2 separate regions of the Homo sapiens genome follow, and region 2 is linked to region 1. A link is an interaction called in ENCODE POLR2A ChIA-PET data of the cell type or tissue named here. Cell type or tissue: Panc1. All regions are shown on one strand. Links, peaks and the distances in the headings refer to the core of each region. The heading gives the core; the rest is flanking DNA. Region 1 has its middle 21 kb from the start of TRA2B. Region 2 has its middle 15 kb from the start of AHSG.

What was found. ChIA-PET counts read pairs that join two places held together with the same protein. Peaks named below come from ENCODE experiments on the same cell type or tissue, not always from the same donor. Only the 100,000 strongest peaks of a DNase experiment are listed, where the experiment ranks them.
Region 2: POLR2A ChIA-PET joins it to region 1 with 17 read pairs; 2 of 35 experiments call an interaction of 5 or more read pairs at or near these places.

What each region holds. Positions count from the first base shown.
Region 1 is chr3:185,951,672-185,966,826 of GRCh38, reverse strand. It overlaps the pseudogene NMRAL2P. Among named protein-coding and RNA genes, the nearest start is that of TRA2B, 21 kb to the right of the region's middle. RefSeq lists enhancers at 1-167, 13,468-13,991. In Panc1, for the core only: no CTCF peak of the experiment used is centred there; no DNase peak of the experiment used is centred there.
Region 2 is chr3:186,590,609-186,605,763 of GRCh38, reverse strand. It overlaps the pseudogene PET100P1. Among named protein-coding and RNA genes, the nearest start is that of AHSG, 15 kb to the left of the region's middle. RefSeq lists an enhancer at 8,530-8,824. In Panc1, for the core only: no CTCF peak of the experiment used is centred there; a DNase peak (open chromatin) is centred at 7,071; H3K27ac peaks cover 438 bases.

The DNA of each region.
Region 1 (15,155 bases), core at 4,450-12,449:
AAATTGTCTACTAGTAAATATGAACACACAGCCAAAGTTCACCAGATGTTTGAGGTAAGCCTCCAACATGAAAGGCAAAACCAAAATAAACAAACTGATGGAAACAGAAACAGTCCAGAGAACTGAAGAAAAAAATTAAAAAGAATTAATATCCTCTAGGGCCAGGCACGGTGGCTCAATCCTGTAATCCCAGCACTTTGGGAGGTGGAGGTGGGCAGATCACTTGAGGTCAGAGTTCAAGATCAGTCTTACCAACATGGTAAAACCCCTTCTCGACTAAAAATACAAAAATTAGCCGGGTGTGGTGGCAGGTGCCTATAATCCCAGCTACTTGGGAGGCTGAGGCAGGAGAAGCATTTGAACCCAGGAGACAGAGGTTGCAGTGAGCCAAGATCTCGCCACTGCGCTCCAGCCTGGGTGACAGAGTAAGACTCCAAATTAATATCCTCTGAGATTAGAAAAGGTTTTGCATTCCAAACACTATATCAGCCCAAAAAGAGGAGAAGAAGAGACAGGAGAAAGAGAGCAAGCATTCAAAAGATAAGCAGCTGCTCTCAAAAATTTATTATAGCAGAAATAAAATGTCAGTAGAAAAAGTTGGAGAACTCTCCCAGAATTAGAAGGGGAAAAATAAAGCAAGTAAAATAAGAGAGAGAAAAATAATTAGAAGATCAAGCCAGGGGAATTATAGAATGAGAAATAGATGGAGGTATTGAAATTATCTAAGAAAATAGTAATTTCTTGGAGTCCAAGGATATTAACTGAGCTTCCAGATTGAGAGGTCACTGAGTGCCCCATACAATGATAAATGAACTCCCACTTTATGCGCATCACTGTGAAATTGCAGAACACTGACTGCTGGTGTGGATATTTGTCCCCTCCAAACATCATGCTGAAATGTGATTCCCAATATTGAAGCCTAATTGGAGGTGTTTGGGTCATGGGAGCAGATCCCTCATGAATAGATTAATGCCCTCCCTCAGAGGTGAGTTCTCATCTATTAGTTCCTGTGAGAGCTGGTTGTTAAAATGAGCCTGGCACCTCCACCCTCCCTCTTGCTTCCTCTCTCTCCATGTGATCTCTGCACATGCCAGCTCCCCTTTACCTTCCACCGTGAGTGGAAGCAGCCTGAGGCCCTCATCAGATGCAGATGCACAATCTTGAACTTCCCAGCCACGAGAATCATTAATCAAATAAACCTTTTTTTCTTTATAAATTAGAGAAAGTAAAACAAAACCCTTTTTCATCCCTCCTAGGATGGCCATTATATGGAACCATTCACAATTAAAAAGCAGGTGGGTTGAATATTTTACTCTGACTTTATAAAATAAAAATCTAAACAAACTGAAGTACTTTCTATTTGAGTATAATTTGTGCTTTTTGCAGGGGGTTGGGGGGTGCTGGAGTAGGTAGGGTGGGTCATGGTCCTTGAAAAGGATTTTTATAGGGAGGTTTCTGTTATTGTCCTGGGACCATGTTTTTGAATGACTTTTACATGCTGTGCTATGCCCTGGGGATGTAGTGGTAAACAATAGCAGGTTTGAACAAGTTGGATATAAGATAAAATTTATGAAAGACATTATATATTGGATTATGGCCTAATGAGTTCAAGGATTTACCCCAGATTATACAGCTGCTTAAGTAAGGATTTCAGGATTCAAACCTGAACATGGCACCTGCCAGCACAGAGCTTAAAGACTAGCAGAGGAGATCATTAAAGAGCAATTATAATACAGCGTGATATGTGCTATTAGGGGAGGAGGTAAAGGGCTGAGGGCACACAGGAGGACATAAGTGGAGCATCTAACCCAGACTAGAGAGAGGCTTCCTGAAGGAAGTGGTAACAGAAATGAGCCCTAAAGAACAGGCAAGAATTGGGAGAAGAGAGGCATGTGGAGTGTGTTGCATGCAAAGCAATTGCAAGTGCTTTATTCTAGAGGTGACAGAGAAGGGAGTGAATTCAGAGAACTGAAATGAATCTGACTGAGAACTGCAGGTCAATGTCACACATGAGGCTGGAGAAGCAAAATAGGCCTAGAGGGCTGCACTTTGTTCTGGGAGCAGGAGATTTTATGAAATTGAGCAGTATGTTCAGACTTACATGCTGGGAAAGTGCTCTGGTTAATGGAGAGTGTGGAATAGGATAGAGAGACCACAGACAAGGGTACAATTAGTGGGCTTTAAAATAATCTAGGTAAAGGTTGATAATGACCTGTGCTAGAAGGGGTTATTCAGGTGGAGGGAATAATGCAAATTTAAGAGATACTCAGAATATTAAAGGATACATTTTTAAAGAGTAAAATGATAATTTGTACACACATAAAATGAATGTGTCAAAATTTTATTTAACTCATTAATTAATGAGGGAACCAGTACAATGTTATAAGAAAAATTCAAAGAACACACATATATGTAGGCAATCAAGAATGCCAAAATGCTAAAATGAATGTACAATTAGGGACAAAACCAGTCAATATCCACCAGGCAATAATCAATTGTGGTCCACCAGACACAATTCATTTGTATTTCTTTTTTTTTTTTTTTTTTGAGACAGAGTCTTGCTCTGTTGCCCAGACTGGAGTGCAGTGGCGTGATCTCAGCTCACTGCAACTGCTGCCTCCTGGGTTCAAGCGATTCTCCTGCCTCAGCCTCCTGAGTAACTGGGACTACAGGTGCCTGCCACCATGACTGGCTAATTTTTGTATTTTCAGTAGAGACGGGGTTTTACCATATTGGCCAGGCTGGTCCCAAACTCCTGACCTCATGATCAGCCCACCTCGGCCTCCCAAAGTGCTGGGATTACAGGCATGAGCCACCACACCCGGCCTTCATTTGCATTTCTATGGACAAGAATCGGTTGCGTTATTATCTATTTGCTACAACTTATAGAGTTATAGATATCTTAAAAACAAGGAAAGGCTCACAAAAGTGAGAACGGTGCCCTGGGCATGGACACCCAGCAACCTTTTTTTCCCATTTCAAAGTCTTTCACAGTTTTCCTTTTTTTTTTTTTTTTTTTTGAGACGGAGTCTCGCTCTGTCACCCAGGCTGGAGTACAGTGGCGCGATCTCGGCTCACTGCAAGCTCCACCTCCCGGGTTCACGCCATTCTCCTGCCTCAGCCTCCCGAGTAGCTGGCACTACAGGCGACAGCCGCTACGCCCGGCTAATTTTTTTTTTTTTTTTGTATTTTTAGTAGAGACCGGGTTTCACGGTGGTCTCGATCTCCTGACCTCATGATCCGCCGGCCTCGGCCTCCCAAAGTGCTGGGATTACAGGCGTGAGCCACTGCGCCGGGCCTTCACAGTTTTCCTTGACAAGATGATATCAACAGGATTTTGGTGATTAACTGGATGTGGTGATGATGAACAGGGAGGATTGAGAGAGAAAAGTCAAGTGTGACCATTTATTCAAAGAGGTTGAGGGGGCATTTAGCAAGATGTTGATGTTGGAACAGAAGGGTACCGTGAGAAGGTTTTGTAGGCAAGGGAGTCTGAGATGTGGGGTCAAGGAAAGGATGCGTGGCGAAATATAGGGTTGAGACTAATAACCAGAGGGGCTTACATCTTGAGCAGTAATGAAGGAGAATGGGAATGTGATACAAGGTGGTATTAGCTGTCTACAAGGTTTGAAAAATTAATCAGATTTGAAAGATGGTTCTGTTTAAAGGTGGAACATGGAGAGAAGGCAAATGGAGTGTGGAAAAAGCTTCTAAGAGGGAGAATGGAAAAAATCAGAGAGATTTAGAAGACAGAATTAATAGAGTGACTGGCCACTCCCAAAAATCTTATCCAACTGCCTACCCAGTCTCTGGATGCCTAGTTGGCAACTCAAGTTTAATGAGACCAATTCAAGTTTAAGGAGTTCCTGACCTCCTCCTCCCCACTGTCTCCCATATTTCAGTGAATCTCAACTTTATTCTTCCAGTTACTCAAGCCATAAAACTTCAGAGTCATTTTCAACTCTTCCCTTCTTACCCCTGATATCTGGTCCACCAACAAATCCTGCCAACACAACTTTTAAAACCTCCACAGAATCTGACCACTCTCCACAATCTCATTGCTACCACCCTGGTCTAAGCTACTATCATCTCGCCTATTTTATGACAACCACCTCCTAACAGGTCTTCCTGCTTCAGCCCTTATCCCCTATAGTCCCTTCACAAAGCATAAGCTAAAATGATCCTTTTAACACCAAAGTCATGTGATTCCTCTGCTCAAAATCCTTCAGTGTCTGGTATGCTGTTGCAATCCTGCAGTCCCAGCTACTTGGGAGGCTGAGGTGGGAAGATCACTTGAGCCCAGGAGTTTGAGGCTGTGTACTATGATGGCTCCTGGGATGGAGAGTCACTACCCTCCAGCCCAGGCAACACAGTGAGACCCTGTAGCTAAACACAAACACACTGAAAAAACCAAACCCTTCGATCACTTTTCTCTTTCAGGAAAAGCCAACATCTTTACCATCACCCTAACGCTTAATAGAGTCATCCCCCGCTCCATTGCCTCTTCTTCTCCTTTTAATATCATACTTGACTGTTGATTTTTGAGAATTTATTTCACTCTGCTTCCTGCTTTAGCCCTTGACTTCCTCCAGACAAATTCCTGTTCTCATAGAGCTTATATTCTAGTGTGGAAAGACAGGCAGAAATAGAAGAATTGAAGTAAGGAAGGGAGCCAGACATGGGCAGGGTGGAAGCAGAGTTGCAATTTCAAATATAGAGGTCTGGAAAGTCCCCATGGAAAAGGTAACATCTAAGCAGAGACCTGAATGGCATGAGGGGGAAAGCAGTGGGTAACTGTGTTAGTTCTTTCTCACACTGCTGTGAAGAAATACCCAACACTGGGTAATTTATAAAGAAAAGAGGTTTAATTGACTCACAGTTTCACATGGCTAGGGAGGTCTCAGGAAACTTACAATCATGGCGGGAGACACCACTTCACAGGGTGGCAGCAGAGAAAATGAGGGCCCAGTGAAGGGGGAAGCCGCTTGTAAAACCACCAGATCTCATGAGAACGAACTCACTATTGATACGAACAGGAGACAGGGAAATACTGGGTAGAAGAGGGTGGTTCCTGGCAAAGGCCCCACCCTTAAGCCTGGATACCTGCTGCCCTAAGTAATAGGCATTCCTGTTTTTGCACCCCAAAAGTTGCCTTCTGGCCTGCCACCACCCCTATCCTGTATCCATATAAGCCCCAAACCCCAGGCTCCAGAAGCAGACTAGGAGACAAGGAGACAAACAGATGGCAGAATGGTGCAGCAGAGGAGAGAAGAGAAGGAACGTCAGGAGGAGTTTGGCTGAGGATGTTCGGAGAATCAGCCACTGGACAGCCAAACTCCAGGGCAAGATCATATTTCTACTCCATCCCCTGTCTAGCTCCCCAACCATCCCACTGAGAGCCACTTCCACCACTCAATAAAACCCCTGCATTCATCCTTCAAGTCCATGTGTGACCTGATTCTTCTGGGATGCTGGATGAGGGCTTGGGATACAGAAAGTTGTCACACTAGCCCCCTCCTTTTGCAAAAAGGCAGAGGGTTCACTGAGCTGGTTAACCCTTAAGCCATCTGTGGATGGCAAGGCTAAAAGAGTGCACTGTAACACATGCACACTTGGGCTTTGAAAGTTACAGACACCCACCCCTAGATGCTGCCATAGGGCTGGAGCCCAAAAGCACTTGCCCCAGTTCCTGCACCTACCGGTATGCATGCTCCCCATCTCTTAAAGAGTTTGAGCTTGCAGTGGCAGAACAGAGAGCCACACCCCTGTGGCACACCCTGTGGTGGGGGACCAGGACCAGGGAACTCTCTCTTTTCACTATCATGAGAACAGGCTGGGGGAACCGCCCCCAGCATTCATTTATCTCCACCTGGTCACTCGTATGACATGTAGGGATTGTGGGAACTACAATTCAAGATGAGATTTGGGTGGGGACACAGTCAAATTATATCAGTAACAGAGGGAGATCATTCTAGGTTGAAGAAGCAGCCAATACAAAGGCCAGAGCCTTTGTATTTGTGGGATTGTTTTGGAGGAACAGCAAGAAAGCCAGGGTAATGAAGCGGAGTGAGAGGAGGGTGGCAGGAAGAGAGTTCTGACACAACATTTCCAAGGCCCTGTTGCAGGGCATTAGCAGGACTTTGCACTTTACTGGGAGTGCCATGGGGCTGGGATCTTTTAGAGGGTTTTGAGCAGAGGCCTGACATGATCTGACAGTTTCAAATGGATCCTTGGGAGGCTGAAATGAGAATAGATTGAAGGAGAAAAACCTGATTTGATTTATATTGTGCAAAGATGGCTCTGACTGTTGAGGAACAAACTGTAAGGGAGCCAGGAATGCAAACTTCCCACACACTCCATCCTTGCAGACTCCCTGGAAGATTGGTCAGGCATTGGATATTCACTACAAACCCCCAGGCCCCTCACACTTGTACCTTTTGCTTATTAGGAAGTGAGTGGAGAGAAGACTTCAGAGTATAGCTTATGTTGAAATGAGACTTATACCAACCAGTTAGCCCCATGACTGGGAAAGGGAGATTACGTCAGTGTCCTTGTCCTGCTGAGATCAAGTTACAAATCAAATCATGCCACCCCTTTACCACATCAAGAACTAAAGCAATAGGATACTTTAAAAAATTTCTTCCAAAGAGCTCTTTGTTCAGCCCACACTTGCAGGCTCTAAAGTTACAAACAGGAAGACAGGAGAGTGAGCAAAGTCAGCATGCCCTAAAAATTAAAGACTTTTTACCTGTTGCTCCAAACACTGTAATTACTTTCTTGCTGGCCATGTTATCAGGAAAAGAGAGAGTCAGTGGAGTAACAGAACTTTCCCTGGAGCAGCGACACCAGCCGAAATGCTGTGTTTCTTCTCTGGTGAGAATTATAAACCCATTCCAATTACCACGCCTTTTATTGTGCCCCTCCTTGTTCCTGTTACCACTAGTCCACTTACTCACTGTGACACTGCAATTTTCAATTTTCTTTTTTTCTTTTTCTTTTCTTCTTCTTTTTTTTTTTTTTTTTTTTTTTGAGATGGAGTTTTGTTCTTGTTACCCAGGCTTGAGTGCAATGTCACAGTCACAGCTCACTGCAATCTCCACCCACTGGGTTCAAAGGATTCTCCTGCCTCAGCCTTCCAAGTAGCTGGGATTACAGGCACGTGCCACTATGCCTGGCTAATTTTTTTTTTTTTTTTTTTTTTTTGTATTTTTAGTAGAGACGAGGGGATTTCACCATGTTGGCCAGGCTGGTCTCGAACTCCTGACCTCAGGTGGTCCGCCCACCTTGGCCTCCCAAAATGCTGGGATTACAGGCATGAGCCACTGCACTCAGCCAACACTGCTGTTTTCTTTCTTTCTTTCTTTCTTTCTTTCTTTTTAATGGAGTTTCACTCTTGTTGCCCAAACTGGAGTGCAGTGGCGCAATCTCAACTCACCGCAACCTCTGCCTCCCGGGTTCAAGCAATTCTCCTGCCTCAGCCTCCCAAGTAGCTGGGATTACAGGCATGCACTATCACACCCAGCTAATTTTGTATTTTTAGTAGAAGTGGGGTTTCACCATGTTGTTCAGGCTGGTCTCGAACTCCCAACCTCAGGTGATCCACCCACCTCGGCCTCCCAAAGTGCTGGGATTACAGGCATGAACCACTGCACCTGGGCTGACACTGCAATTTTCTAAATGAAGACTGATTCACTCACATATTTATTTGTTCAGCAAATGTGCATTGAGTGCCTTTGGTATACAAGGCATTGAACTAGATGTCCTGGTGATGTGGCTCTTGTAAGGGGGCTAAGCTCATAAATAAATAAAACTGTAGTACAGGGCAATGGCAAAGGAAACTCAAGGGACCTAAGTCATGGAGGAGAAGCACAAAACCCAGAATTAGGGAAGGTTTTCTCAGAGGAGATAATGCTGCAGTTGGCCTGAAGACCCAACATGAGTCATTTATTCAGGGAGTGTAGGGAGAGAAACCATCGCAGGCAGGAAAAACTTCACACAGCCAAGCCCAAAGGCAGGGCAATGATCCCACAGGGTCATGATGGCTGCAGCAATGCTATGTGAGCAGCAGGAAATAAGACGGAAGGAGAGCAAAGGCCCAGAACACAAAGGGCATGCTAGGCATGGTGAGGAGCTTGGCTTATCCCAACAGCCACAGCAGTATTATGAGATCTTCTGGCAGCAGAGTAGTGGCTGGGTTGAAATAAGACAATGCTGGAAGCAGGGACAGTCCTAAGCTTATCCTGAAGAAATGACATAGGTGAGAAACACTAAAGGCTTGAACAGAGGCAGCGTCAGGAGTTGTATTGTGTCCTCCCTCCACCAACAAAATCCATGGTGAAGTCCTCATCCCCAGTACCTCAGAATGTGACCTCATTTGGAGATAGGGTTCTTTTTTTTTTTTTTTTTTTGAGACAGAGTCTTGCTCTGTTGCCCAGGCTGGAGTGCAGTGGTGCAATTTTGGCTCACTGCAACCTCTGCCTCCCAGGTTCAAGTGATTCTCCTGCTTCAGCCTCCCAAGCAGCTGGGCATACAGGTGTGCACCACCACACCTGGCTAATTTTTTGCATTTTTGATAGAGACAGGGTTTCACCATGTTGGCCAGGCTGGTCTTGAACTCCTGCCCTCAAGTTATCCGCCCGCCTCGGCCTCCCAAACTGCTGGGATTACAGGCGTGAGCCACCATGCCTGGCCTGGAGATAGGATCTTTACAAAGCTAATCAAGGTAAAATGAAATAATTAGGGTGGGTCCCAATCCAATATGACTGGTATCCTTGGTAAAAGGGGAAATTGAGACACAGATAGGTACTGGGGAAAGGCAATGTGAAGATACAGGGAGAACACCTATGATCATGAAGCTGGCTATCTACCAGCCAAGGAGAAAGGGCTGAAGCAGAGCCTTCCTTCGTAGCCCCCAGAAGGAACCAACCCCGCCAACACCTCGACTTCCAACCAACAAGAGACAATGGGACAATACGTTTCTGTTACTTACGCCACTAACTTGGCGGTACTTTGTTATGGCAGCCATAGCAAATTATTACAGGTGGTGACAATGGGAGTAAAGTGAAAGAAATTTAAGAGGTAAACTGAGAAGGTCTTCATGATTGATTGGATGTGGAGAAAGGGAAAGTAAGGAAGAAAAAGGGCTAAAAAAATGACTCTGCCAACTGGATGGGGAATGGTGAGCAGGAGCAGGGGTCACGGGGAATGACTTCAGAGTTGGACTGGTTGGAATTGAAACTACATCTTGGGAGGTGAGGAGGTGAAGAATACAAGTGCAGATGCCTCCTTTGAAGAGCCCTGCCATGAAGGAAGGACAAGTGAACTGTGGTTACAAGATAAAGTGGAATTTTTTTTTGAGACGGAGTCTTGCTCTGTTGCCCGGGCTGGAGTGCAGTGGCATGATCTCAGCTCACTGCAACCCTGCCCCCTGGGTTCAAGTGATTCTCCCACCTCAACCTCCCGAGTAGCTAGGACTACAGGCATGCACCACCATTCCCAGCTAATTTTTGTATTTTTTGTAGAGACGGGGTTTTGCCACGTTGCCCAGGCTGGTCTCAAACTTCTGAGATCAAGTGATCCTCCTGCCTCAGCCTCCCGAAGTGCTGGGATTACAAATGTGAGCCACCAGGCCTGGCCCTGTAATTATTTTAATAGGAAAGATATGAACATGTTTCTGAATTCTGCCTCCACGCCCTTCAGCTTTCTCAGGAACCTAACTCCACCAATCATATATTCATAATAGCATATGAATGGAATTGAAAATAGCAGTTGAGGCCAGGCGCGGTGGTTCACGCCTTTAATCCCAGCACTTTGGGAGTCCGAGGCGGGCGGATCACAAGGTCAGGAGATTGAGACCATCCTGGCTAACACGGTGAAACCCTGTCTCTACCAAAAATAAAAAGAAATTAACCGTGCATGGTGGCGGACGCCTGTAGTCCCAGCTACTCGGGAGGCTGAGGCAGGAGAATGACATGAACCCAGGAGGTGGAGCTGGCAGTGAGCCCAGATCGCGCCACTGCACTCCAGCCTGGGTGACAGAGCGAGACTCCGTCTCAAAAAAAAAAAAAAGAAAATAGCAGTTGAAATAGAATGGCATATGAATGGACTATAATAGCATATGGATGGAAACTGAAAATAGCGGTTACCTAAATGATACCTCAGCTTTGTTGCCAAACAGAAATGAATACAGACCCAAAACAGGGGCAAATCATGGATCTACAGCCCCTCTGCCCTTTACCTGTCCCTCTACTCTTTCATTTACATCTCCTGCTCCTGCCCGATTATTCTCCCAAGAGGAAGCAATTCTAAGTTCCCTCCTCCACAATTGTAAACCGCAATGAAACTGAGAGGTAAATTCTGGAGTTGTAAAGATTAAAAGAGTTGGTTATACACAAGTGTTCATTTCTTGAGGGCAAAGTTGCAGTGGCTGGCCTGGACAAGCTACATCCAGAGGGCCCAGGTAAGTGGGAAACTGTATGTTCTCATTTCCAAGATGAAGATACTAATGGAATAAAGCGAGATATGTCACAAGAAAGATATATAGTGCCTCTGCTACCCTAAACTACAAGTCCCACACTAACCATACAGGGAATTTTCAGTCCCATTCAAAGCAGAGGCGCAAAAGAGACAAAGATTTACATCCAAGGTAGTTTATCCACAGCATTATTTGTATTGACAAGAACTGCAGATAAGCTAAATATCAACCATTAGGGGGTTAGTTAAATAAATTGTGGTAGAGCCATAAGACAGAATGATAGAGATCTCCATTAAAAATTACATTTTGCAGGAATTTTTATAAAGTGAGAAATGCTCACAATGCAAAGTCATACAGAATCAATGACATAGGAGTTAAAAAGAAATTACTTAGGCAGATAGTGAGGATAAGGAAGTCCTTAGTAATGTTTTCCCTTTAATGAAAAGCAGCCCCAACATCATTTTCTTCTCTAACAAAGAGCAGCCTGTAAAATCAAGCTGCAGACATAGACAAGCAAGCTGGAAACTTGCACAGGTGAATGTCGCCAGTCGTGCCAATAGGAAAAGGCTACCTGGGACTACGCATGATCAAAATGGCAGATCCATCTTCCCTTCTCTTTGCCAGCCATGCATACAGCAAGGAGCAGACAAGATGGCACTGGCCAAGTGGAAAGCCCATTTGCATAATAAGATTAGGGTGGGATGACCAGCCTTCCCCACAAGCTAGGTAAATGTCACACCTGGTCAAACCAATCTGTGGGCCCTACATAAATCATACATTGCCTCCTCAAGCCTACCTGTAAAATCTGCTATGGTCCACCGCAGGCCAGCTTTTCCCTTTCAGACGCCCCTCTGTCTGGTAAGAGAGAGGAAACTGCTCTCCTTTCTCTTTTTTTTGCCTATTAAACCTCTACTCCTAAACTGACTCCTTGCGTGTGTCCATGTCTTTAATCTTGGTGCGAGACAACAAATCCCAGCTATTTACCCCAGACAATGAAGCCGCTACATCAGCAGTATAGAGAACTTCATATATAATGTGATTCAAGGATGTAAAGGAAAAAAAATCTGTACATGCACACACACACACATGAACATGTACACACATACATATTACCTAAGAGTAATCGAGTGGTTTTATGCAATACATTGGTGGTACAGCCAAAGGACTGGGTGGCATGACATGACATGACTGTTGTCACATCTTGATTACAGCATGATATGATGAGCTGCACATCTTAAAGGCTGACTGAAAAAAAAAAAAATCAAAAGTCTACAAGGACATGACCACACTACTTATGGTAGCCAAAAGTTGGAAGCAACCCAAACGTCCAATTCTAAGGATTAGAAGGGTAAAGTGTGGCATAGTCAAACAATGACATACCATACAGCAAAAAGAATAAATTAACTTTAGCAACACGCAACAACCTGGAAGAATCTCACAAATATAATGTTGAGCAAAAAAAAGTAAAGGAGTGTATAGCACATGATTCAATTTCTATAAAACTCAACCACAGGAAAAACTAATCCACAGCGTAGACATCAGAATAATGGATACTTTGATGGAAAGTTACTGAAAGACGCTTAATGGGAACTTCAGAAGGACTAGTAATGTTCTATTTCTTAATCTGGGTATTGACTGCATGAGTGCATTCATTTTGTAAAAATTTATTCAGCTTTACAGTTAAGATGTATGTAATTTTCTATATGTATCTTCAACTTCAGTAAAAAGTTTATTTTTGAAATAATCTGTAAGGAAAAATGAGACGTATAAGTGACTCAACAAGAAAAGCTAAAATGAGCAAGCACCAGTCTATAAACATTTACACTGCGAGCAAGAAGCTGTGGCTTTTTACCTAGGCTAATCTCTACCAGGACAAACCCACTAAACTTACAAACCATTAAAAAAAAAAAGCACTGTGCTCGCAGAGCATCATCAATGATGCCCTTTTTTTTTTTTTTTCCTTTTTTAAGTTTGACAGTTTGTTGAGCTGAGGTCAAGGTGTTTATTTAGGGTCCCTTTGATGAAAGAAGTCTGCTTTTGGGCCGGGCGCCGTGGCTCACGCCTGTAATCCCAGCACTTTGGGAGGCCGAGGCAGGCGGATCACGAGGTCAGGAGATCAAGACCATCCTGGCTAAGACAGTGAAACCCCATCTCTACTAAAAATACAAAAAATTAGCCGGGCGTGGTGGCGGGCGCCTGTAGTCCCAGCTACTCGGGAGGCTGAGGCAGGAGAATGGCGTGAACCCGGGAGGCGGAGCTTGCAGTGAGCCGAGATCGCGCCACTGTACTCCAGCCTGGGCGACAGAGCGAAACTCCGTCTCAAAAAAAAAAAAAAAAAAAAAGTCTGCTTTTGGGGTCTGTCCAATGAAGAAAATGAGCAGGATTCTCGACTCCTAACATTCAGCTGTATAATCGTTTGCCTACGTTTATCTCTTACTTCCAAGTATAATTAGCTCAGCCCAGCTTACTCTGAACTGGAAGGCTGTATATCATAAAGATTAAAGCTTCTGAGCATGACAGTCCTGGGTTTAATGTTTAACACCAAGTTCTGCCACCTACAGGCTGTGACCTTGGGCAAGTTTTACTATTCCTCCCAGCTTCAATGTCCTCATCTATGTAAAATGGGTGTAATAATGGTATTTACCTCATATAGTTGTAGTGAGGATTCAATAAAATTAAACCACTTAATCTATGTGACACATTCAAAAGAAATTAACTGCTGTTATTTCTCAACACATTTTTTTCACTATCAGCCTAGTTTGCTACCCCAACCAGCCTCTCACACTTTATCTTCTCCCACCTCCTGCCTAAAATGGTAGTGCTCAAAAAACAACAATTCATTTATAAAGAGAAATAAGGCCAGACGTGGTGGCTGTCACCCGTAACCCCAGCACTTTGGGAGGCTGAGGCGGGCAGATTGCTTGAGCCCAGGAGTTCGAGACCGTCCTGGGCAATATGATGCAATCCTATCTCTACAAAAAAATGCAGAAAAATTAGCCAGGTATGGTGGCTTGCACCTATAGTCCCAGGGAAGTGGGAGAGTTCCCTGATTTCCCCTTGCAGGATGTGCGACAGGGATGCAACTTGCCTGTTCCGTCACCTTGCAGCTCAAATCCCTAGGGGGAGCATGCAAACAGGCAGGTGCAGAGGCCAGGGCAAGTGCTTTGGGCTCTCAGCCCTGCAGTAGTGTCTAGGGGTGGGTGCCTGCAACTCCAGTGTTACCAAGTTCTTTCAGCTTTGCTGTCTGCAGACGGCTTGAGTGTTAATCAGCTCTTAACACAAGGGCAGAGGGCCAGTGTAACAGACTTCCATATCCCGAGCTCTTGCCCAGTGTTCCAGAAAAATCGAATCACACACAGGCTCCAAGGATGAGTGCAAGGTTTTGTTTGTTTGTGTGTGTGTTTGTTTGAGGTGGAATCTCACTCTGTCACCCAGGCTGGAGTGCAGTGGCGCAATCTCGGCTCACCGCAACCTCCGCCACCCGGGTTCAAGTGATTCTCCTGCCTCAGCCTCCCAAGTAGCTGAGATTACAGGTGCCTGCCACCAAGCCAGGCTAATTTTTGTATTTTTAGTAGAGACGGGGTTTCACCATATTGGCCAAGCTGGTCTCAAACTCCTGATCTCAGGTGATCTGCCCACCTCGGCCTCCCAAAGTCCTGGGATTACTGGCATGTGTCACTGTGCCCAGCTGCGTGCAAGGTTTAATTGAGTGGTGGAGGTGGCTCTCAGCAAGATGAGTGGGGAGCTGAAAGGGGGGATGGAGTGGGAAAGTGATCTTCCCAGCAGCTGGCCTCTTCCAGCAGCTGGCTTCTTCTCCAACGGCCCCTGGCCAAACTCCCCTCGGCATCCAGATGTCCCGCCTCTTCTCCCTTTCTCTGCCTGGTTGTTCTGCTGTTGCTGGTCTGCTGGTCTGCTGCTCTGCTGCTCTGCCGGTCTCCTCTGGAGCCTGAGGTTTGGGGTTTCTATTGGGGCAGGATAGGGGACCTGGCAGGCTAAAAGGCAAATTCTGGGACACAAAAACAGAAATGCCTGTTCTCATTTAGGGCTGCAGGTATCCAGGCTTGAGGATAGGGCCTTTGCCAGGGAGCCGCCCTCTTCTACCCAGTATTTCCTTGTCTCCTGCCCATATCACCAGCTACTTGGGAGGATAGGTGGGAGGAATGCTTGTGCCTGGGAGGCTGAGGTTGCAGTGAGCCGTGATCATGCACTGTACTCAGCCTGGGCAACAGTGCAAGACCTTGTCTCAAAAAAAAAAAAAAAATCACAATTCTAAATAAAGACAAGCTCCAAGAGGGCCACAACCTATGCATCCATCAGTGGATGAATAGATTTTTTTTAATGTGGTATATATACACAACGGAATACTAATCAGCCATAAAAAATAATAAAATCATGTCATTTGCAGCAACATGAATGGAACTGGAGATCCAGTTCCTTATATTAAGTGAAATAAGCAGGCATAGAAAGACATGCCTGGGAGGCGGAGGTTGGAGTGAGCTGAGATCACGCCACTATACTCCAGTCTAGGTGAAAGAGTGAGACCGTGTTTAAAAAAAAAAAGTTATTCTCATTCTCATGAAGGTAGAGAGTAGTGGTTATCAGAGGTGAGGAAGAGATGAGGGGGCTGAAGACAAGTTGGTTAAGGGATAACAAAATATAGTTAGATAAAAGGAGTAAGTTC
Region 2 (15,155 bases), core at 2,265-10,264, 640 kb before region 1:
CCTTATTTACCCTTGATTTCCAGCACCTGCCTCCTGCCCAGCACAGTTGGGCCCCAAACCTGATCACTGACGGGGTTGCTCTGGACCAGCCCATCACTCAATGCAGAGCTTCCTTCCAGTGTTTGGTGTCTGCTTGAGGATGTGGAGATATGAGGGCCTCTCTCCCACTCCTGCAGCCCATTCCATTGTTGCTTCACACTGATTACTAAGAGATTTCCCTGCCTGCCTTGTAACCTGACCAACAAACCCAGATTCTGCCCTCGGGAGTTACCCGAACTAAAACACTATACAGACTAAATCCCTGGTCTCTATATTATGCTTCAGGTATTTAGAGACATCTGTGCTGTATCTTGTTTTCCTTCTCTGGCCTCCAATATCCCTATTCCTTTACATACTTCTCAGGTGAATTAGTTTTGAGACTACATCATCATCCTATTGACCAGGCAAGACTAGCACCAATGATTAAATAATAGGATGAATCATCCTGTGATTAGGAGTGAAATTAATTCTTAGCTCTCTGAGTGGGTGTGATCTGGTGCATGCACATGTGTGTACATGTGGACAATTCAACAATTACAGGATGAAGATTAGCCAGCTGCTACTGGCAGGACAGGAGGGGTTCTCTTGGTTTTCAGAGGCATATCTGGACCCTCAGAAAGATTAACAATGAAACCAACAAACAAGTCCTTCTTCTCCATAGACTACCTTGATGAGACTTCTTGAATGTTGAGAGGGAAAATATATGAGGCTAATGGAAGACCCATAAGAGGGGACTAAGCCTCCTACTCTGCTTGGATCTGGCATGGCTCTTGGCTGTAGCATTTCTTCACTCTTTGTTGTCTGATCTCTTGAATACACTTGAGGATATGGGCAGTCTTTGCCTCTCATGCTCTTGTTAGAATAGTAAAAGGAGACAAATTGAAATTGAGAAGGTGCAGATCACAGGGACAGGGCAGCTAATGTGGGCAGTTTTCTGTCTGTGCTGGGATTATGCAACAGGCAGCGAGATCATTTGGTAGGTTAAACAACAGATTGAGCCTCCAGAATTTAGATTCTTTTGTTTTTGTTTTGTTTTGTTTTGTTTTGAGACGGAGTTTTGCTCTTCTCACCCAGGCTGGAGTACAGTGGCACAATCTCGCCACCTCCTGGGTTCAAGCGATTCTCCTGTCTCAGCCTCGAGTAGCTGGGATTACAGTACAGGTGCCCGCCACTACGCTCGGCTGATTTTTGATATTTTTAGTAGAGATGGGGTTTCACCATGTTGGCCAGGCTGGTCTCGAACTCCTAACGTCAGGTGATCTGCCTGCCTTGACCTCCCAAAGTGCTGGGATTACAGGCGTGAGCCACCGCGCCCTGCCAGAATTCAGATTCTAATGGAGACTGAGGCGTGGGAGGATGGATACTTGCAGGAAGGTAAGGGTAAGATGGAGAGAGGCTGGATGGGTGGGAGGAAGAGGTGTGGGAGCAACCTGATGAGGGAGCTTACATGGAGAATCAGGATAGACCCAAGTCCAAACCCTGGTGCCACTATTTACTTGCTATGTGACCTAACTAGAGATTAAATCTGGCTCTGCCTTTGTTTCTTCATCTGTTAAATACGGGCAGTAAAACCTGGCTAGTAGAGATGAGCTGAAAATTTAGTGAGATAACATTTGCAAAATGCTCAGCGTAGGGCCTGGCACAGGGTAAGGTATCAATAAATGGGAGTCCTTTTTTGTTGTTGTTTTTTGGGATGGAGTTTCACTCTGTCGCCCAGGCTGGAGTGCAGTGGCGCGATCTCGGCTTGCTATAACCGCCACCTTCTGGGTTCATGCGATTCTCCTGCCTCAGGCTCCCGAGAACCTGGGATTACAGGTGCCCACCACACCCAGCTAATTTTTGTATTTTTAGTAGAGATGGGGTTTCACCATGTTGGCCAGGCTGCTCTCGAACTCCTGACCTCAGGTGATCCACCCGCTTTGGCCTCCCAAAGTGCTGGGATTACAAGCATGAGCCACCGCGCCTGGCCGATAAATGAGAGTTCTTTATAGCTCTAATAATACACTAGGACTGAGAGCACAAAGAGGCAATATAGGGAACACTAAAGACCAAGATACGGTCTTTGCCTTCGAGTGGCCTGTCTCTAGAAGCGATACATCCTGGTGGCTAAGAGTAAGGGTTCCTTAGCTTTAACAACTCAGGCAAATTACTTAACTCACTGCATCTCATTTTATCCTTCTGTAAAAGGAATAGCAGCAATGTATACTTCAAAGGACTAATGAGAGCATTAAGTAATACGGTATGCTTAGCATTCCTGGCATCAGGTAAGCGGCTATATTACCACTTACTCAGACGGTAGAAATATAACAGGTAAACAGTGCTAGAGGTCACATCTTTTTCCATCAACAGGCTGGCAAAGAGAGGGTTGTGTGTCGGCAACTTCCTGTAACAAGAGGAACCGGAACAAAAGGGGGATAGTGGTACTGTAGGAAAGTAACCGATCAATCTTTCCCCATTCTTTGTGCTACAAGGAACAGCGGCCAACTCAGGGAACCCAATGAGGCAGGACTCAAAGAGAAGAAGGCAGTAGGCATAGGTCAGAGTGGCTGGTTGGGGCTCAGGATGCGAGTACACAGCTAAGTTTCCTGCAAGGTGGAGAAGCAGGCACAGAGGTGCTGGGACAATGAAACAGGGCTGAGGAAGGAGAGGCGAGCAGCTCAGAAGCTTCCCTGGGAGGGGATTCCGTAGGCATTTAAAAGATTGTGTTTGCCCAGTGGACTTTCAGCTTCCCATTGGAGTCTGCAAGTATAATCACCAGGGCTGGCTTTCCAGGTGTGTGTCCTGTGCAGGCCCCTGCACTTAAAAGGACCCTGTGCCTGTGGAATGTTCTGCTGTGGCTGTCTTGAAATTCTTTTTTTATTCAAGACAGAGTCTCGGTCTTTTACCCAGGCTAGAGTGCAATGGTGCGATCTCGGCTCACTGCAACCTCCGCCTCCCAGGTTCAAACGATTCTCCCGCCTCAGCCTCCTGAGTAGCTGGGACTACAGGCATGTGCCACCCTGCCTGGCTAAGTTTTGTATTTTTAGTAGAGACAGGGGTTCACCATGTTGACCAGCCTGAATTTTTAGCAAGGGCCCTGGGTTTTCATCTTGCATTGGGCCATGTAAATCATATAGCCAGTCATTAATCATAACTAGTACGTTAGAGGAACCAAGTGCTGTAGGCATTTGCAGGAGAGTGGGGGTGGGGTGGGGGGAGTGGATCATTTCCAGCTGAGGGTGGACAGGGGGAGAGGAAAGAAGGTGTTGTGGACAGGGGACACTTTGAATTTGACCCTGAAGGATGGGCAGGATTTGGATAGATAGAAATGGGAGTACGGCTATCGGTTGGAAGGAATATGTTGGCAAAGTCGAGGTGTAGGAGTATGGACTTTGCTTAGGGAATGGTAGAAATCCTTGTGAACCTGGAGTCTGCTCTTGAGCTGCTCACATCTAGGCCCTTCCACAGGAATGCCATGCTCAGGTGGCCTTTCTATAGGGAGCCTTTTTCAAGGTCTTTAAAATCCTTTCTTCCAATTACCACTCTGCTAGGTGCCTGCCCAACTAATAAATTAAATCCAGCCATGTTATTCATCGAAACCTCAAGGCACAGCTGGAGAAAAGCAGATTTTTTAAAGAATCAGAAATTTTAAATTGAAAATATGGTCACTGCCGGGCGCGGTGGCTCAAGCCTGTAATCCCAGCACTTTGGGAGGCCAAGGCAGGCGGATCACCTGAGGTCAGGAGTTTGAGACCAGCCTGGCCAACCTGGTGAAACTCAGTCTCTACTAAAAACAAAAATTAGCTGGGAGTGGTGATGGGCGCCTGTAATCCCAGCTACTCGGGAGGCTGAGGCAGGAGAATCACTTGAACCTGGTAGGTGGAGGTTGTGGTGAGCCGAGATTGTGCCACTGCACTCCGGCCTAGGTGACAAAGTGAGACTCCATCTCAAAAAAAAAAAAAAAGAAAAATATGGAATTGAGGCTGGGCGTGGTGGCTCATACCTATAATCCCAGCACTTTGAGAAGCCAAGTTGGGAGGACCACTTAAGCCTAGGAGTTTGAGAACAGCCCAGCAATATGGTGAGATGCTGTCTCTAGGAAAAACAAAAAAAATAACTGTTATGGTGGCGTGCACCTGCATTCCCAGCTACACTGAAGGCTAAGGTGGAAGGATTGCTTCAGCCCAGGAGGTTGAGGCTGCAGTGAGCTATGATCATACCACTGCGCTCCAGCCTGGGTGACAGAGTGAGACCCTGACTCGAAAAAATGGGAAAAAATTGTCATTTAAATAAAAGAAAAATACTTAAAACAGGTCAAATAATAGATCAAATACAGACCAAGGGAAAAATCAATTAAGAATCCCTATCAAGCTTGGTGTCATGGCATGTGCCTATAGTATCACCAGCTTCTAGGAGTATCTAGTAGCTGATGAGACTACTAGGAGCCCAGGAGTTTGAGTCCAGCCTGTGCAATGTAGCAAAACATGGAAAGAAAAGAAAAGAAAAGAAAAGGGAAGGGAAGGGAGAGAGAGAAAGAAAAGAAAGAAAAAGAAAGGAAGGAAGGAAGGAAGGAAGGAAGGAAGGAAGGAAGGGAGGGAAGGAAGGAAGTAAGGAAGGGAGGGAGTGAGGGAGGGAAGAAAGGAAGGAAGAGGGAAGGAAGGAAGGAAAGAGAAACGAAGGAAGGAAGAGAAAAGAAAAAATATACAATTCTCATCATCTATCTTGCTCTCTTGATCTTTTATATCACAACTTCTGTGTAGGGATTTGCACAGCTGGCAAGAGGTAGAGGCAGAATTCTGACCAGGATCCAAATCCTGCCCTGTGTCGTGTGCCCCACAGTGCGACAACTCCTGCTTCACTCCCTCAGGGTGGGTTTCCCCAAACAGAAGCCTGGAGTTGTTCAGAAAACAGTGCAAGTGTTGGCTCTTACAAAATCACCTAGAGTCATACCATAGTGACACAGATGAGAAACAACATAAAATGAAAAAGGCATTTTTCTTTTAAAAATCTCACAATTTCTACCCTCAACTGACTATCCTAAAATTTGCATTTGAAATTGTATGTCTATGAACATATGACTGTCATCACTTATATTAACTCAGCATATTGTGAATGACGTGCCAATGTACATGTTGTTGTATTCCTTAGATTTGCATAAATATTGAACCTTGCCACTTGCTCAACAAGCTTTGATTTTTCTTTTTTCTTTCTTTCTTTTTTGAGATGGAGTTTCACTCTTGTTGGAGTGGAAGGCTGGAGTGCAGTGGTGCAAGCTCGTCTCACTGCAACCTCCGCCTCCCGGGTTCAAGTGATTCTCCTGCCTCAGCCTCCCAAGTAGCTGGGATTACAGGTGCCCGGCAGCATGCCCAGCTAATTTTTTGTATTTTCAGTAGTGAGGGGGTTTCACCGTGTTGGCCAGGCTTGTCTGGATCTCCTGACCTCAAGTGATCCGCCCACCTCCTCCTCCCAAAATGGTGGGATTACAGGCGTGAGCCACCACGCCCTGCCAAGCTTTGATTTTTCTTTTCCAATATGTGTCCCATAGCTTCTAAAAGTTTCAGCTCCCGCTCCTGAATTAAACAGGACAGAGTTGCATAGATAGCTAGTATGTTTTGTGCAGTCCCAGAGCCTCAGCCTCCTCCAAGCTGTGCTGCTGCTCTCTGGGAACTAGTGGGACGGACCACCTGCAGTAGGGCTGGAGAGTCAGGACCAACAGGCCTGGCCTGGTAACAGAGCCTCCGTGATCAATGGGAACAACAAGAGTGTTGCTTAGTTTTGGCTTCTGGCTCAGCCCTACTTTGAACTCATATCCAAGTTCTGTTACAAATAAGAACTGAAGAGACTGTCCCTAGAGGACCCCAGGAAGTTCAGGTATCTCTGTTTTGATGCCTGTTGACAGCTTGTAACACAGCAGAGAAAAGAGGCCTTCCTCTACAGTCTGCACAGAGCTCTGGATGGCCCTGGGTGCTCCGTGGCCTCAGCTGGGGCAGGAGAGGGCAGGGTCCAGTAGCCGGGCAGTGCCCGGGTCGAGGAAGCAGTGCCCAGCAACAGGCCGCAGTGTCTAGGAGAAGGCAGCAGTGCCCAGGGCAGGCAGTCACGCCCTGAAGAAGGGAGTGGTCCTCTCATAGTTCCTATGTCATTTGATCACTGCTAAAAAACAATGTCCACTCACTGTATACTAAAACACAGCATATTCTGAAAAGTGAACAGAGAATACAACCCTTAACCAAAAGAAATTTGGGAACGTCACATTTAAGAAGGGATAGGAAATGGTTACCAAGGACAGTTTAAACCAACAGAGACGACATGTAAAGAGGAGATTGTAAAGAGGGGCGGCAGCATTATCTCTTGGTAGAAAATCCAAAACTAACAGGTCAAGGTTCAGTGACTTTCTGATGTAATGAAGTGTAAGTTCAAAGTCCTTTTGTTATTCAGTGTCCAGGGAAAAATTATTGACCAGAGAACCCGAGCAGGGAATCGGGGCATACAGGGTGACCTGGAGTGGATGGGGATGGGGCCTAGGGCACCCTAATTTCCGTCAGCACTTCCCTTCCTTTGCTATGAATGACTGGTGTTTTCTCAGTTGAACATAAAATGCTATGTGAGCGCCACTTTGTGACATGTCAGTCCACCTCACCACCGGCCAGGCTACCTGAGCTCCACCCAAGTAGAAATTCTAACCCACCAGCAGCTACGAGCCTAAGTTCTGTCTCTGCCCTGCCACTCTCTGATGGTGTCTCTAACACACACACACACACACACACACACACACACACATGCCACATGTACTTTTCCACTTACAGGCCAGGCTGTTTTGGGGTGCACAAGGGCAGAGCCAGGGGGCCTACTACTCTGGAAACAGGGCTATAACCATGAGGTTGTCAGACTTTGATTTTTTGCAATTGCCTCAATTGTTTAGTTTTTTCCTTAGCCGAGGCATTTTGTTAAATACTAAAATAAGTGTGTGACTTAAAGTTCCTATCATTCTAACACTTTCCATTCAGATGCATTCATCAACAAGGAATGAAGTCACCTTTCAGAGCACACGTGTCAGGTCTGGAGCAGCTACAACTTACTGCTGTCCTGAGAGCACAGGGCCTGCTTGGCACAGCTCCTCTACTATGGTCCGCTTCTCTTGCTATAAACAGCGGTGGCCAGGGTCTGGTTCCGTGCCATACATAGAGGAGGTGGTGATGACATTTTCAAAGAAGAATGTGTGTGAAGGAGGAGGAAGGGGAGGTGGGAGAAGGTGATGAAAACCATGCTGCAGGAGTGGAGAAAACCAGAACCAGGGCAGGCGCTGTGGCTCATGCCTATAATCCCAGCACTTTGGGAGGCCAAGACGGGCAGATGACAAGGTCAGGAGTTCGAGACCAGCCTGGCCAACATGATGAAACCCCCATCTCTACAAAAAATACAAAAATTAGCCAGGCGTGGAGGTGTGTGCCTGGAATCCCAGCAATTGAGCAATTCTCATGCCTCAGCCTCCTAAGTAGCTGGGATTACAGGAGGCAGAGGTTGCAGTGAGCCGAGATCGTGCCATTGCACTCCAGCTTGGGTGACGAAGGGGAAACTCTTTCTCAAAAGAAAAAAAAAAAGAAAACCAGGCTGGGGCACAGTGGCTCACACCTGTAATCTCAGCAGCTTGGGAGGCTGAGGTTGGCAGATCACTCAAGGTCAGGAGTTTGAGACCAGCCTGGCCAACATGGTGAAACCCCGTCTCTACTAAAAATACAAAAAAGTACCCAGGCATGGTGGCGCACGCCTGTAATCCCAGCTACTTGGGAGGCTGAGGCAAGAGAATCATTTGAACCTGGGAGGCGGAGGTTGCAGTGAGCTGAGATCGCGCCACTGCACTTTAGCCTGGAGAACAAGAGTGAAACTCTGTTTTGAAAAAGAAAGAAGAAAGAAAGAGAGAGGGAAAGAAAGAGAAAGAAAGAAGGGAAGGAGCGAGGGAGGGAGGGAAGGAAGGAAGGAAAAAGAAAGGAAGGAAGGGAAAGGAGGGAAGGAGAGAAGGAAGGAAGGAAGGAAAAAAGAAAGAAGAAAGGAAGGAAGGAAGGAAGAGAAAGAAAGAGAAAGAAAGAAAGAAAGAAAGAAAGAAAGAAAGAAAGAAAGAAAGAAAGAAAGAAAGAAAGAAAGAAAACCAGACTCATCATCAGCAAACCCCAGATGAGGATGCCTAATAGATTGGAAGGCACCTTCTTAAGCTGTGTGTTGGGAGGAGTCTGAGCTCAGGGATCTGCTGCGGAGGACAGGCTGGAGCACGGCCTGCACCCCACCCTGCACTGGCTGGACTCCTCTGTGTAGGAGCTGGGCTCTGGGTATCCCTGGTTTCCCAGTGCCTCCTGAAGTTCATGCACATAGTGGCTGTTTAATAAATGTTTAAGCAATGAAGTATATTGTTTTAATCTTATTTTTCCCATTGAAGAAACCTACAATTGCTCCTGATGTTTTCTCTTTTTTTTTTTTTTTTTTGAATAACAAGGAACTGAGTATATGTATATTTCATCAGGGGAGGGGCTAGGACTCCCACTTGGAGGCCTCAGGAGTTCTGCTGGGCGTCGCGAAGGAGCTTCTCCTCCCGCCGCTTCCGCTTCCGTAACCTCTCTTTGAATTCCTCTAACTCTTGAAGCTTCTCAGGTGGCCACAGCTCCCTCTTGCGCTGTATGACATCATCCTCAAACCACTCGGCCTGATTGGAAACCCAGAACATAGCCACAGGGAAAGTGAGGTAGATTATCATCCGAAATATCTCCAGCTTCACCCCCATCTCGTTTCTCCCCCTGATTGTTTCTTTATACCAAATGAAAGCTTTCACGAGTGAGCTCTCCCTCTCTCCTTTTGATGTAATTGTGCCCACTTCATCTCTACACCAGAGATCATGGGCTTTTCTCTGGCTGCCAAGAGTACAGAGAGCCCCTCCCTGAGTCATATGGGGAGGGGTAGGCATGAATAGGCCCCGGGCAGCACTCGGAAAGGGGAGTTAATATGACACTAGAATGACCTGGAAGCTGGACAGCAACCAATCTGTTTCCCTGCATGACTCTCCATAGTTGATAGAATGTGCACCGGATCCATCCTTTCCACAGCAGGCAGTGCCCTTTCATGCAAATAGAGGAACATTTTAAAAAATGTTCTTTGTGGCAGGGTGCGGTGGCTCACGCCTGTAATCCCAGCACTTTGGGAGGCCGAGGCGGGCGGATCAGGAGGTCAGGAGATCGAGACCATCCTAGCTAACACAGTGAAACCCCGTCGCTACTAAAAAATACAAAAAAAAATTAGCCAGGCGTGGTGGCGGGCACCTGTAGTCCCAGCTACACGGGAGGCTGAGGCAGGAGAATGGCATGAACCCGGGAGGTGGAGCTTGCAGTGAGCCGAGATCACGCCACTGCACTCCAGCCTGGGCCACAGAGCGAGACTCCGTCTCAAAAAAAAAAAAAAAAAAAGATGTTTTTTGCTGGTTCTGGGCTTTCCTTCTTGAGGGTTTTTGCAAACTGTGCCTTCAAGCTCAGACTGTGACAGGGACTCTCAGACCAGCCAGTGGGCTGTTGCCAGCTGTCAGGAGTCCAAGTCAGCCAAAAATCTGAAATATCACTGTTTATAGCAAACAACTAATATATTTTATTATCTAAATTGTAAAAATCCCTTAATATTTACCTTAAGGAGATTCATAAAATTAATAACTACACAACAAACAAAAAGAGACAAACAAAAATTTAAAAAATAATAGAGCAAACAGGCTGAGCACGGTGGCTCCTGCCTGTAATCGCAGCCCTTTGGAAGGCCGAGGCGGGAGGATCGCTTCAGCCCAGGAGTTCAATACCAGCCTGGGCAACATAGTGAGATCCACATCTCTATATAAAAACATTAATAAACAGTATTTTAAAAATAATAATAAATTTTTAAAGGAATACAGCAAACAAAAGTGGGAGAATTTTGCCAACATACGATTAGAAAAAAAAAATTTAAAGATATTTACAACCTCGTCTCTACAAAAAATATGAAAATTAGTCAGGCATGGTGGCATGCACCTGTGGTCCCAGCTACTTGGGAGGCTGAGATGGGTGGATGGCTTGAGCTTGGGAGGTCAAGGCTGCAGTGAGCCATGACTGTGCCACTGCAGTCCAGCCTGGGTGACAGAGTGAGACTCTGTCAAAATGTATATATAATATATATATTTATATATAACATATGATGTTTATATTATATATATTATATACAATGTTTATATGATATATATTTTATATAATATACAATGTTTATATTATATATATTTATATATAAATTTTATATTACATATTTATATTTTATATATAATATATATTTATTTATAAATATATTATATATATTTTTCCCCAGAGGCCTTTAAGCCCATAACCATGTAAGTAGCCTATCTTCTTAGTATGTATAAGTGTTTAACATTATTCATTAAAATAAACAGAAAATGGAAATGAAAGCCAATTATAGTTATGCTTATGTTTTTATCATATAGTCAGCACATGCAATAATTTATCTTTAATATAAAGGAAGAGGGTGCATATACAACTTGTACCAAACAAAATTATTTTCTCCCTGTCCCCTGCGTAAATGTGCAATGTAGAATGTTGTTTTCAGTGTGTGCCAATCTGTGAACCAGCTTGGGAAGGCTCTGCCTTGGTCTGGCCCTCCCCTGGCACGTGTTCACCCGGGTGACAGTTGTGCTATGGTGCAGCCCGACCTGGTCTCCATGCACAGCTCTCATGAGTTCCTCCTTCATGAGACAGTCTCAGAACTCAGCCTAGCTCTAGCCCCTCCTGTGCCTTCAGCCATCACTCTGCACTTGCTCATAACAGTTCTGAATGACGTGAGCTGCATGGGCTTCCATGCAAGCAGCACCTTTCATGCTGGGGCTTAGAAGGATCAACTGTCCAGGTTTGTCTGGGACTGAGAAGTTTCTGGGACATGGGACTTTCAGTGCTAAAACAGAAAAAGTCCCAGGCAAACAGAGATGATCTGGTTACCCTAGTGCTGGTGGGGAAAGGCAATGGGTCACACCAAGCGCTGTAACTCTGGACTGCCAGATCTCTAGCAGTGAAGGTCAGAGGTCTGAGGCTTCCTGCTATACAAACACTCTGCCAGGTGGCGTGTCTCAGGCCAGCTCCTGAGATGTCTGCTCTCATTTCTCCCGAGGCTCTGTGGCTGTTTTATCTTTCCCTCTTTCCATGTTTAGTAATAGCCCTCATAGCAGTTTCTGTTTTTCTGGGCCTAGAGCAGGCTGAGAATGTAGGATTGGTTTCCATGTATTCTCTGCAGATATTCTTCAGCGGAGACATTCTTGGTTTTTTCCCAAGGAAAGGGTGTCACGGGGTCAGAAATCCACACCTGTGCAGGTCAATGAATGTTTTACACTGTTTGACATTGGGGAAATTTGTTAGTGTTTCAAAAATATGTCTTAACAGAGATGCAAATTGGTTCAAAAAGTTTAGTCACATTTATTATATAACAGTAATAATACCTAATATTTAATGAGTGCTTGTTACATACCAGGTACTTTAAATATATCATATTGTTCAATCTTCACAATATGAGTTGGGTGAGGAGGCTCAGAGAGGTTGTCATACTTGTTCAAGGTCATGGAGCTAATAATTGGAAGAGAAGGGATTTAAATCCAGTCTCACCGCAGAGCCAGCACTTGGACTTAGAACTGTAGACTCGGAGCTAAGCACAATCATGTTTGAGCAAACCAATGAGAAGACTGCAGTTTCACATACTGCTTTCTGGACAACTGTGCGGTGTGTCAATTAAGTGTGTTTCCTTCCTGGACCTAGGTCTATGTAATTGAGGGGGCTCTCAGTTTCTATAGCAAGAGTTAAATAAAAGACAACATGATATCTGTGCACTGAGTGGATCCAGGAATTATCCACGGTTTGGCCACAGTGTCCAAAATTTTATTATCATTCTGGGATTCATATTCATGTGGGATTCATATCACCAGAATTCCAGAGACACCACACTCAGGGCTGGTAGCCTATGGCTACTTCTCAGCTCAGCCAGTTCCTCTCAGAAGTGAGCCATGCTGATAAAAGTCTGGGCTTGAAAATTCCTAAGGTTTGTGCTTCAAAGGCCACCATAGAAATAAATTTTAGAAACCACGTACTGTGATAGTTTGTGACAGCTCAGTTTTGCATTACCTTCCTTGATCAAATTCTCTGTATGCACATACATGCTCAGATGAGCTGGTTTGAGTTCTTCCCTAGAGTTTCAAGTTCAGTGCCTTCAAATATCACATCAATAGTGTCTTGGGGCTGGGCAAGGTGGCTCACACCTGTAATCCCAGCACTTTGGGAGGCCAAGGCAGGCAGATCACCTGAGGTCAGGAGTTCAAGACCAGCCTGGCCAACATAGCAAAACCCTGTCTCTACTAAAAATATAAAAATTAGGCGGGCATGGTGGTGGGTGCCTGTAATCCCAGCTACTCAGGAGCCTGAGGCAGGAGAATCCCTTGAACTTAGGAGGCAGAGGTTGCAATGAGCTGAGAAAAAAAAAAGTGTCTTGGTCTGTTTTCTGTTGCTTGTAACAGAATATCTGGAACTGAATAATTTATAAATAAAAAAATGTATTTCTTACAGTTATGGAGGCTGAGAAGTGCAAGTTCAAGAGGCCAGATCTGGCGAGGGCCTTCCTGTTGGTGAGGACACTGCAGACTCCCCAGATGGTGCAGGGCATCACATGGTGAGGGGGCTGAGCATGCTAGTTCAGGCCTCTCTTTCTCTTCATAAAAGCCAACAACCCTATTGATTCACTGGTCCATGAGTAGATTAATCCATTCACAAAGGCAATCACCTCATGATCCAATCGCCTCTTAAAAGCTCCCCCTCTCAATACTGCCACATCGGGGATTTTCAACATGAGTTTTGGAGGGGGCTAAAATTCAAACCATAGCAAGTAGAAATGCCTATTTTTAGGTTGTTCTTATGGGCTTCACAGAGAATTTCTCAAAGGTCTTGTTCTGAGTTCTAAAATCTCTTTCATTATCTACAGTTTTACCATCTAAGTGGATCAAAAATCGAGGAATCCTTTACGTTCTTCTTCAATGTCTTCAAAATGCCCCCTACAAAGGCAATGGCCACACATGAAGGGGACATAGCTTTAACCACTTGCTCATCAACAGACTGGGCTTGTGAGGCCCAGGGCAAAAATCCTGTGATGGATAATGCAGGCAATGCAGAGTGTGGCCTCCTTCTCTGTTTATTGCATAGACTGTTGAAACATGTTTTACTGTCATTTTTTTGTTTGTTTGTTTTTGAGACAGAGTCCCGGTCTCTTGCCCAGGCTGGAGTGCAGTGGCGTGATCTCGTGATCTCGGCTCACTGCAACCTCCGCCTCCCGGGTTCAAGTGATTCCCCTGCCTCAGCCTCCTGAGTAGCTGGGATTACAGGCATGCACCACCGTGCCCAGCTAATTTTTGTATCTTTAGTAGAGATGGGGTTTCACCATGTTGGTCGGGCTGGTCTCAAACTCCTGACCTCATGATCCGCCCGCCTTGGCCTCCCAAAGTGCTGAGATTACAGGCATGAGCCACCGCGCCCGGCCATTGTCATAATTTAATTGTAAGTGTTCTTTCTGTGGTAAATGAACTCAACTTTCCATGTTTAACTAACATATTTAAGATTTCTTACTGGCCAGTGATTCAGCCTTTGTTTGTCTTGCTTGCTGGCTAATTAGGTGTGTGCGTTTTATGTTAAAAAGCTCTCTTATATATCCCAGCACCTAGCACAGTGCCTGGCAATCAGAAGAAATAAATTCAGTGATGATTATGTTGAGTCCTGTAGAGTAGTAGAAGATACAATTTACTTGAAGAGACTTTTCTCATACTATTAGGTTTAAAAAAACAGATAGTTGTCCTCTTTTTCTGGAACTGGGATCTGAGAGGTGTTGGCAGCTATAGTGAGAAACCAGATCTGTCATTTGACATTCCTCTCAGTTTCGAGTGTCCATAGATCAGCATCTCTCATGTTCTCATTAATATCACCGATGTGTAATCCACATTTCCCAGGCACCCCAGCAGAGAAAGGGATAATCCTAGGGGCCAGAATGGTGTGACATTTGCTCAGATCTCATCCCTGAAACTCCAGCTGCGAGAATGCTTTCCTTCCTTGATGGCAGGGATAGGGGTTGGTACTCATGGACTTGCAAATGGTCACCTCATTCTTTCTGAATTCACTTGCCTTTTGTGAGCACTATGTGGCCCCTCCATGGCTGTTCTGATGTTCCACAGTCTCAGCTGCTAATTGTATGGCTGTCTCATTTGATCACCTGGGGCAAACTGTATTTTCCAAAAAATGGCCACAACAATATTTGCAGGTCTACATATCCTTCAGAACCTTAAAGATTCTTTTCTTGAAAGGTCCAGTCTAATTCCCCTCCCCAGGAAGAGGGATGAGCCTTTGTGGCTGCCTCCATAAATGAAAATGCGATGGAAAGGATGCTGCACGACTTATGAGGCTAAGTCATAAGAAGAACTAAAGCTTCTACCCATTTCCACTTCCTTTTGGGAAACGTGTCTTGGGAGCCCTGAGCCAATATGTAAGAAGTCCAGCTATGTATAGCCACCATGCTGCAGAAACCACACAGAGATAAAGATTCGTGAGGAGTCTCCCCATTTCCAGTTCCCAGCTGCTTGAGTCCTCCCACCTCCCAGAATGAACTGTCAGACATGTGAGTAGAAATGACTCCAGACCCAGCCTTCAAGCTGTTGTCCCAGCTGACACCAAGTAGAGCAAAGGAGTTGTCTCCATCAGTCTAGCTCATATTGCAGATTTGTGAGAAAAAAACAAATGTTGCTGCGTTAAGCCAGTAAATGCTAGGATAATTTGTTATATGACAATGACAAGAGTAACCAGGACACCACCCTTGTGTTATCATTACGTTCTCCCCTTGCTTCTTGTGATGCCCTTGCTTTTCTTCTCTACCAGTTGCTGAGAATTAGAGGAAGACCTTTGCTCCCACCAATGTCAACATTTCTTTACCAGAAAACACAGAGGCATTTAACTCATATTTCGAAGACTTACAGCTTCTTATAATGGCCCTGGTGGTTATACTTTTTGTTCTACTGACTCTATTTTGTTACAGTTACTCTGCCCACAAAGTGCAAGACC